Linked DNA regions of Homo sapiens: region 1 is linked to region 2. Evidence: chromatin loops called from intact Hi-C (ENCODE). Cell type or tissue: endothelial cell of umbilical vein. All regions are shown on one strand. Region 1 holds the start of LOC107985075 (a long non-coding RNA gene). Region 2 overlaps VAMP2 (vesicle associated membrane protein 2).

The links. Peaks named below come from ENCODE experiments on the same cell type or tissue, not always from the same donor. Only the 100,000 strongest peaks of a DNase experiment are listed, where the experiment ranks them.
Region 1: it touches region 2 in a loop (12-fold over the local background); 11 of 110 quality-filtered maps call a loop at or near these places.

What each region holds. Positions count from the first base shown.
Region 1 is chr17:8,077,012-8,082,011 of GRCh38, forward strand. It overlaps ALOX12B (arachidonate 12-lipoxygenase, 12R type), which reads right to left. Exons shown (of 15, transcript NM_001139.3): 3 at 4,095-4,176; 4 at 3,873-3,965; 5 at 3,647-3,769; 6 at 3,224-3,327; 7 at 2,758-2,930; 8 at 2,385-2,528; 9 at 1-182. LOC107985075 (a long non-coding RNA gene) reads left to right here and starts at 2,437. Exons shown (of 2, transcript XR_001752778.2): 1 at 2,437-2,513; 2 at 2,794-5,000. RefSeq lists a silencer at 2,611-2,790 and an enhancer at 2,851-2,960. In endothelial cell of umbilical vein, a CTCF peak has its summit at 3,098 (motif pointing right); a DNase peak (open chromatin) is centred at 3,020; H3K4me3 peaks cover 379 bases; H3K27me3 peaks cover 1,186 bases.
Region 2 is chr17:8,155,825-8,160,824 of GRCh38, forward strand. It overlaps VAMP2 (vesicle associated membrane protein 2), which reads right to left. Exons shown (of 5, transcript NM_014232.3): 5 at 3,325-5,000. Among named protein-coding and RNA genes, the nearest start is that of VAMP2, 4.6 kb to the right of the region's middle. RefSeq lists silencers at 452-711, 3,182-3,231 and enhancers at 1,212-1,271, 2,822-3,061. In endothelial cell of umbilical vein, a CTCF peak has its summit at 3,125 (motif pointing left); DNase peaks (open chromatin) are centred at 777 and 3,097; H3K4me3 peaks cover 816 bases; H3K27ac peaks cover 1,714 bases.

The sequences.
Region 1 (5,000 bases), 79 kb before region 2:
GGCAGGTTCCTCAGCAAGGCCAGGCAGAAGGCCTCAGCAATGAGGTGTGTCTCCAGCAGGTGGGCGATGGCCTCGTGGCTGTAGAACTCCGCATAGCGTACCCACGTCTTGGCTAGCAGCCAGTCCCACTCAGAATCACTGGGCAGGAAGATGGGGCAATCTGGCCCAGGGGTCTGGCTGAGCTAGGTGTGGTGAAAGAGAAAGGGTTGGGTGAGGGCAGAGACCCACACACATAAAGGCCCCACCGCAGGAAGGAGGCAGAAGGGAGTATGAGAAGGTGAAAACACTCCTAAGCTCCGGTCCCACTGGTCCCCTGAGCACCCCTGGGCCTTTCCTCCCTCCCCACATTTGATCTTGCTGTTCCTTCTGCTCAACTGCAGTACCTTCCTCTTGCCCCTGTCTCTACCTGGCAGCTCCCACTTATTCTTCAAGAACCATCTCACAAGCTGCCTTCTCTGGCAAGACTTCCTTACTTCAGCCACACCTCCACCACATTCAGGTGCGCAGGTTGTGCACTGCACAAGGATTCCTAGCCCCTCAGGGGGCAGGCAGATCACTGAAATCAGCCTACGCTATTCCATTAAGGAGCCAGGAGCATCAGGCTCTGGGGCTCTGGCCCATCCCCCCAGAGGGAGCCTCTTTCTAACTTGCACATGACGCTTGGGGGGACCTCTGGGAAGGAAACACCCAGTTCCTTCCTCTGCCAGACCAGATTCCCAAGGCAGAGGCTAAGTCTAATTATCTCAGTATTTCCAGTAGGGACCTGACCCCCTTCAGGGATTGGTTTTCCAGGTGGATGGATGGATGAAGTCAAAGAGACAAGCACACCCCACAGACACATATACATGCACACACTCACAGATGCACACACATAGGGGCATACAAGTACAGCTGGCCCTCCGTATCCATGGGTTCCACACCAGTGGATTCCACCAGCAACAGATGGAAAATATTCTGGGAGAAAAAGTGTCTCTACTGAACGTGTACAGACTTTTTTTCCTTGTCATTCCCTAAACAATACAGTGTAACAACTATCTACATAGCATTTACATTGTATTGTATTGGGTACTATAAGAAATCCAGAAAGGATCTATTTTATTTCATTTTATTTATTTATTTATTTATTTATTTATTTATTTATTTATTTATTTTTGAGAAGGAGTCTTGCTCTGTCACCAGGCTGGAGTGCAGTGGCACGATCTCTGCTCACTGCAACCTCTGCCTCCTGGGTTCAAGAGATTCTCCTGCCTCAGCCTCCTGAATATCTGGGACTACAGGCGCCGCCCCCGACCATGCCCAGCTAATTTTTGTAGTTTTAGTAAAGATGGGGTTTCCCCATGTTGGCCAAGCTGGTCTTGAGCTCCTGACCTCAGGTAATCTGCCCACCTCGGCCTCCCAAAGTGCTGGGGATTACAGGCGTGAGCCACCACACCGGGCCTAGAGAGCGGGCCTAGAGAGGATTGAAAATACACAAGAGGGCCGGGCGAGGTGGCTCACGCCTGTAGTCCCAGCACTTTGGGAGGCTGAGGCGGGAGAATCGCTTGAGCCCAGGAGTGCAACATGGAAGAAAGCGTAGCGCTCCTTGTGTACACGCAGCAGCAAGAGCTCACCCAGCTCCGCTGAGCAGCGCACTTTGTACTTCTGTACCTCAGGGGACCAAGACAGCAAGCAGGTGAGAGGCGGGGAACTGCCAAGGCGGTCCTTGAGCCTTGCAAGGTGCATCTCCACCTAAGCCTATTCGGGCATACAAACCTGAGCTGCTCCCAGCCCATACCGGGCTTTTGTATGAACTAGAAAAATGTGCCCAGGCTGGACGCGGTGGCTCACGCCTGTGATCCCAACACACAAGAAGATGTGTGTAAGTTATATGTAAATACTGGGACTTTTTTTTTTTTTTTTTTTTTGAGATGGAGTCTCGCTCTGTCGCCCAGAGCGACATGCAGTGGCATGATCTAGGCTCACTGCAAGCTCCGCTTCCTGGGTTCACGCCATTTTCCTGCCTCAGCCTCCCGAGTAGCTGGGACTACAGGCGCCCGCCACCACGCCCGGCTAAATTTTTGTATTTTTAGTAGAGACGGGGTTTCACCGTGTTAGCCAGGATGGTCTCGATCTCCTGACCTCGTGATCCGCCCGCCTCGGCCTCCCAAAGTGCTGGGATTACAGGCGTGAGCCACCGCGTCCGGCAATACTGGGACATTTTATATAAGAAACTTGAGCATCTGCAGATTTTGGCATCCCGGGGAGGTCCTGGAACCAATCTCTCAAGGATAACGAGAGACGGCTGAATACATGCAGGTCCACACGCTCACATAAGCGCGCGCACACTCGGAGGAGCATTCGCGCACACAGAGGCTCAGCGGCAGCGCCGCCTGCAGCCCAGGCACCTGGATGGCGATGGGCATCATCTTGCCCTCGGGTCCAAAGTGCAGCAGGCAGAGGGGGGCGCAGTGGTGCTGCTTCCGGCCGCTGAGCTCCACGGTGGGGATGCCCTCCATGATGCGGTAGTCGGCCAGGTAAATGTTCCCCTTCTGGAGGGGAGCCGCGATGGGTGGCAAGTAGGCACCCACACGGGAAGCCCGTGACCCGCGCCGCAGGTGCACAGGGCGCTGGCGACTAGGGGCAGGGGTGGGACGGGGACAGGGACGCGGGGTGCGGGCTTGCCTGGGACTGGCGCGGGCGCCGGAGGTGGGGAGAGACGGGGATGCCCGCGAGGGAGGCCGGGAGGAGGGCCGGGGTCTCCGCCGGAGCGGGCCTCACCTCCAGCTCCGCTTGCAAGCACGTTCCCTCGCCCAGGAACGGAGCCACCATGTCGTCTGTGACGGGGAACTTGTCTGGGATCCGCGTGCAGCGGCGGATCAGGCCGGGGTTGACGCCGTTGAGGTACTGGTACCCAAAGAAGGTGTCCTCTGCCCAGTGCTCGGCCACGTACTCTGCGAGGACGGCGCGAGGGCGTCACAAGGAGGCCCGGCCCCCCTCGGGGACGGAGAGGCATGGGACAGAAGAAGACTATGGGCACCGAGAGGAGTCGGGGAGGAAAACGAGGCCCCCAGCCTGGCGCTGAGCGGCCGGAGGAGCCCGGTGCGACATTTTCCAAGAAGCCGCCAGAGGGCGCGCGCGCGCCTCGCTGCCTCTCCCGTCCCACTGCCCCGAAGTCGGGGGCCTGCCTAGCACGCCGGAGACCGCCTGGCTCCCCCTGCTCGATCCGGGACGCCCCATTCCATACCGGAGACGACAGATTTCTTGCCAGGGAAAATTTTCCTAATGTCCTTCAGCCTCTTCCACGAATGTTTGCAGTCCAACAGGCCGCGGACTTTGAAAGCCAGTGCCCTAGGAGATGGGATTCCAGGAAGAGGCCTTCAGAGGGGCTGCCAAGCGCCGGCTGGGGCAGGTGGCGGGGCCGCCCCATCCACTTAGGTCTCTGGGTCTCAGGGTCTGTGCGTCGCAAAGTCTCTGGGTCCCATGTCTCAAGATCTTTGCATCTCTAGGTCTCTGGGATCATGTCTCAGGTTTTCTGGGTCTGCGTTTCAGCTCCCTCTGCCTTCCTGGCCATTCCAACCTCTGGGGCTGTCTTGGAGGCCGCCAAGGTTGGGGGAGAGGGAAAGTTCTTGCAGGAGCCCTCGTTCTCCCGTCACTCACACGGACTCACATGGGCCCCAGGCGGACGAAGAAGGAGGCCGTCTTGAGGAAGGAGTAGCGGAGATTTAAGTTCAGGAACTTGGTGGCCTTAAAGTTGATGAGAATTGGGAATCCCGGAATATAGCCATTCCACCTGTGGGGAGAAGCGCAGGGCAACTGGGATCCAGGGGGCGGGGAGGAGGCAGGCGCCCAGGGGAAAACCATGGGCGGGGCCCAGCACAGCTTCGGGTCCTTACTCAGGCCGGTTGGGGTTGCGATGCCTCCGCACCGGAGGGCGGTAACTGGGAATGTGCACATAGCTGGGCAGGCCAGGAAGAAAGACTCGCCAGCTGCAAGGGAAACCGAGATGTCACCCTCATGCCCGTGCACCACCCCAGGGCAAAGGGCCAGAGCCATCACTGCCCCCCACCTCCCTGGACCCCTGCCGGGCGCCCAGACTCTGCCACCCGCCCCCTCACTGGTAGAAGTCCTGCTTGGCTCTGATCTCCTCTTTTCTGTGCTCCAGGAGGACGGGGAGCGAGTCATCTGCTGTTGTCTTTCCTGTAGGGAGACCAAGGAGAGGACTCAAGGGCTGACCCTTGCCCCTGCCCACTTCAGGAAGCAGGAGTTCAGCTTCTGTGCCCCAGGTCGTCTCTGGGGGGGCCCATGACCAAGGAGTGGGAAGGCTCACCTTGGGAGAGTGAAGGTGCGTCCTGTCCGGAAATATCAGATAAAAGAATCACGGACCCACCCTCTTTCCTCTTGCTCTACTGTCAAGCTAAGCTCTGCTGCTGCAAAAAGTCCCTCCTCTAGACCCACTGAAATATTTTTTATTTCTATAAATTCATGGAGTACAAGAGCAATGTTGTTACATGCATAGTGGCCAAGTTAGGGCTTTAGGTTACCCATCACCCAAATAAAGTATATTGTACCCATTAAGTAATTTCTCATCATCCACCCCCTCCCATCCTCTCACCCTTGAGAGTCTCCATTGTCTATTGTTTTGCTATGTCCATGTGTACACATTTTTTTTTTAATGGAGTCTCGTTCTTGTCACCCAGCCTGGAATGCAATGGCATGATCTCGGCTCACTGCAACCTCTGCCTCCTGGGTTCAAGCGATTCTGCTGCCTCAGTGTCCGGAGTAGGTGGGATTACAGGTGCCTGCCACCATGCCCGGCTACTTTTTGTATTTTTAGTAGACACGTGGTTTCGCCATGTTGTCCAGGGTGGTCTCGAACTCCTGACCTCAGGTCATCTGCACGCCTCTGCCTCCCAAAGTGCTGGGATTATAGGTGTGAGCCACCACACCTGGCCCATGTGTACACATTTTTTAACACCCATTTATGGGTGAGAACATTCGGTATTTGACTTTCTGGTCTGGCT
Region 2 (5,000 bases):
CGTAATGTGACTAGCTCTGGGTCTCACAAATTAAAACACCATCCTTTCTCATATCAGCATGCCAACCCTTTGGTACCCTCCGACTTGCCCTACCAGGGCCTCCCTCCGGCCTCCGAACCTCTGCCTCTTTCAAGTGTTTAAGGAGACCACCCAAACACCCTGGGAGCAGGGGCTCCTTCAGTCCCGACCTGAGAGGGAGCTCCCTCAGGTCGCAGAGGGCTTCCGAGCCCTTCCCCCCGGGCAGTCAAGTGTCCAGGGACTCCACGGGGGCGAGGGATCTGATGTCACTAACTCCCACCCCGTCCCTCTAGACCTGAGTTCACGGTCCCTATTCTCCACAACCATCAGAGCTCCCACCGCAGTTATCACGTATTTGCATGATCCCACACACACACACTCTAACACCTTCCTAACCGACCACACCACCCCGGAAAAGTCCACACCGATCGCCCCGCATCTCTCCCCCATCCCCGAGCACTCACCGCTCGGCGCGCACGCACACTCCAAATTTCTTCTAGGACTTCTAGCATTACACTGGCTCCTCCAAACCCGCCCACGGGCCGGGCTGCCACGCCCCCCACGCTTATTGGCTTAGGGGCGCCGACCCATGCCCCGTGCCGCGTGCAGCCGCCGGCCCCCGCACAGCCTCCATTGGCACCTCCGGCCGCCATCGTCTTCTCATTGGTCAGCAGGCCAACGGGGGCGGGAGAGATACACGTGAGAGAGGGGCCGCCCCAACGCGGGGATTGGAAGCCTGACCGGAAGCCACGCCCTCGACACTTCTGAGGTTCTTATTGGCTGGGGAAATAACCCCCGACCTGCCAAGATTGGTGACGTAAATGCCAGTCCCGCTCTCCAAGCTTTCTCATAGGCTGAGAGGTCTTGGAGCTGTAGGGTACACGTGCCGGCGGTCTCACGCGGCAACTTGTTTACCCAGAAGCTGGGGATTTTCCTTGACGACACTCTTAACCACGGCTGCTAAATCTGCGCAGGCGCAGCCGTGAGCGGTGGCAGCGTATAAGGCGCACTTTGTACAGAGACCCGGGCGTGACTAGGGCGCCTCTGGCGCTGGGGTTCCGGCCCTGGGTCCCACCGAGGCTCCCTGAAGCTGGAAGGTGAGAGTATTAGGGTGAAGCGGTCTTCAGATCTCAGCACGGTGTCTTGGTGACGATGAAAATAAGAGAGCCTCTTCCTGATTGTTTTCTGCGGGCCAGGCCAGGCGCTTCTCACAAACTCTGAGGAGGCCAGCTCACATACTCCCCCCGCCTCACAAATGAGACCGAGATGCAGGGGGGTTACGTAATCTGTTCGCCTGTAACACGCTAGTCAGTAACAAGGCGAAAACTTGAACCCAAGTCCCCGACACCATAAAGCAGGCGGGTCCTGGGGCCCATGGGAACTCTTAAACCTGGAAGGAATTTGAGTTGGCAGTGCGAAATCCTGAGCACTGCCTGGCATATAGTAAGACTTCAATCAAGTTGGACATTCTGGTAATGATTGTGTACCTAATTATAAGAATCACGGTGGCTCACGCCTGTAACCCCAGTACTTTGGCAGGCTGAGGTGGGTGGATCACTTGAGGTCACGAGTTTGAGACCAGCCTGGCCAACATGGTAAAACCCTGTCTCTTCTAAAAAAAAAAAAAAAAAAAAAAAAAAACGACGGCCGGGCGCGGTGGCTAACGCCTGTATTCCCAGCACTTTGGGAGGCTGAGGCGGGCTGATCACGAGGTCAGGAGATCAAGACCATCCTGGCTAACACGGTGAAACCCCGTCTCTACTAAAAATACAAAAAATTAGCCGGGCGAGGTGGCGGGCGCCTGTAGTTCCAGCTACTGCAGGAGAATGGCGTGAACCCGGGAGGCGGGACTTGCAGTGAGCCGAGATCGCACCACTGCACTCCAGCCTGGGCGACAGAGCAAGACTCTGTCTCAAAAAAAAAAAAAAAAATCCCTACAAAAATTAGCCGGGCATGGTGGTGGGTACCTGTAATCCCAGCTACTCAGGAGGCTGAGGCACAAGGATTGCTTAAACCCAGGAGGCGGAGGTTGCGTGAGCCGAGATTGCACCAAGGCACTCCAGCCTGGGTGACAGAGTGAGACTGTCTCAAAGCAAAAAAAGGCCGCGCGCGGTGGCGATTCTCCTGCCTCAGCCTCCCAAGTAGCTGGGATTACAGGCGCATGCCACCACGCCTAGTTTTTTGTATTTTTAGTAGAGGTGAGGTTTCACCATGTTGGCAAGGCTGGTCTCGAACTCCTGACCTCAAATGATCTGCCTGCCTCAGCCTCCCAAAGTGATAAGATTACAGGCGTGAGCCACCACACTCTACCTAAAATATACTCTCATTTGTTCAACATCGTGTTAAGTGGATTTTTTTTTTTTGAGACAGTCTCGTTCTGTCACCCAGGCTGGAGCACAGTGGGGTGATCTGGGCTCACTGCAACCTCCACCTCCCAGGTTCAAGCAATTCTCTGCCTCAGCCTCCCGAGTAGCTGGGATTACAGGTGCCCGCCACCATCCCCGGCTAATTTTTTGTGTGTATTTTTAGTAGAGATGTGGTTTCACTGTGTTGGCCAGGCTGGTCTTGAACTCCTGACCTCGTGATCCGCCCACCTCGGCCTCCCAAAGGGCTGGGATTACTGGCGTGAGCCACCGCGGCCGGCCACTCATTGTTGAAGCACCTGGGAACAGGGATACTAAGATGCCACATCGGGGCCTCCTGGACCTACAGGCTGTGGCAGTTCAGTGTGGGGTCTAAAGTCACAAGTCATACAACAGAGTACAGGGGTAGTAGGCCATCTACAGGCAGCTCCACAACATACTCAGCTTTGTCTCTGTGAGCCTATTTAAACCACAATTTACTAACCCCATCTGGGCGCTGGCACTGGGTTAGGCACAGAGGGGAAGACATGCTTCACAGAAATGGCCAACTACTTCATCTACTGCTGCACGGGAGCCACGGCAGAGCGTCTAGAAGTTAAATCGAGGAGTAGAAAGGAGTCCAACAGCAGGAACATGCCCCAGTAAAGGGAAACGAAAGCTGGGAACCCTAGACCACAGGGCGCACCGGGCTTAGAGACACGGGCTGGCTATGACACTTCCCATTACCAACTCCTAGTGCCCCCCTGTGGCCACTTTGAGAATCACACTTTGCCCTGCCCAAGGTCAGGGCCTCTTGCAAAGTCCAGTCCATTACCAATGTATCTTCTCAACCTTCCTGGTATACCTTCCGATCCAATATTATTCCCATTGGTTAAGAAAAGATCTTATTCTCCCCCAACCAAAAAAAAAAAATAGAAAAATAAAAAAGATCTTAGACAACACCTGGTTACTCATTACACATTTATTGTACATTTTCACAATCTGGATGCGCCACAGAATTGGGGGCATGGGGTGGGGGAAGAGGGGGGCAGGGGACACTGGGATAATATGGGGGGTCTAAAACACAGCACCCCCACCTCCAGCATCTCTCCTACCCTTTCACACCACAGCTTAGATATCCCTGCTCCCCCTCCACACAGAAAACCAGAAGTGTGGGGGGAAGAAAGTTTGGGGGCCCCCTCCCGTGGCAGGTTAAGGGACTGTACCCTCAAACCCTTAAAATTGTGCCATTTAAAAAGACAATAGACCCTTCCTCAATCAGTTCACCCAATGAGAGGACAGCTCTCTCTGGGCTCAATAGTCCTGGAGAGGGGCAAGCATCCCCGTTTTCCAGCAAGTCCCATACACACATTGGCAGTGACTAGTACCCCCACCCTAAATTCAGGGGGGGCAGTCAGAGGAGCTGGGCAGTGATGGGGCAACACCCCCCAAATTGGGGAGGAGGGTTTTCAGTCCAACCCCCAGCAGGGGTGAGGCCAGAGATTTCAGGCAGGAATTGGGGGGATTCTCTGCCCTGCCCCACTCCTCCCCAAGGCAGTGATGACCCCCACACACACACTGGTAGCCACCCCTCTCACAAGAGATCAATTGTGGCCAACCCCCAACTCTCCTGGTGGGAGGAGGAGGTGGATCAGGCAGATGGGAGGGAAACCCCATGGGAATGTCAGTTGAGTACCCCACATGAAAACTGGGGAGCAGGAATGTAGGGAGAAACCCGAAGTGGCAGAATTATTGGTCCATCATAACATACTGAACTTCAAGACACTTACATACCAGCTGGGGGAGGGAGAGGAGGGTACAAGAGGTTTGGAAAATGAGGGTAAGGGAGGCAAACTGGACTAGAGGGGCTAGGAGGAGGCAATGCTGGGGACCAGAGCAGCCTGGTTCCCCAAAAGCCCAGGCTCCCCACCACCTGCGAGTAATGTCGTGCAAATGAAAATGTGATACAAGAACTAATGGGGACTAACTCCTCAGTAAAAAAAGAAACACAGGTTGAGAGAAGAGTGATGGAACAAAAAGAAATGGAAAGGGATAGCAGTATGTAATGATACGCTAATTAACATGCTGGACGCTCCCAAAGACCTTGGGATTCTTAGGACCAAGTGGGGCCAGTCTCAGAGCCTCCCAATGGATACAAAGAAGATGTACCTAAGGAAGCCTGGACAGGTGCTGTTGTTTTTTTTTTTTTTTTTTTTTTTTTGAGGGCGGGGCAGAGGGAGCATGACGGGGAGAGTGAGGAGGAAAGAGGAAAGGAAGGCCAGGGTGGGAGGAAGGATCAGCTAAATCTGAGGGAAGAAGAAGGAAAGGAGAGGGACTATTGCATAGCAGATGCAAATGAAGGGACTTGGGGCTAGTCAGGAAGAAAGGGAAAGGGAAGGAAGGCAAGAGAGAGGGGTGAAGGGAACCTCAGGAAGGGGTGTTAAGGACAACCGGAAAAATCATCTAGTAATAAAACTACAAACAGACCAAATATATATAATATTATATATGTATAAATAACAGCTGGCTATTTACAGGGGGACACACACACGGACACACACACACACGGATCCAGGGGAGTGGGGGCTGAAAGATATGGCTGAGAGGTGGAGGAACGGCTGAGGGTTGGGGGAGAGGCCC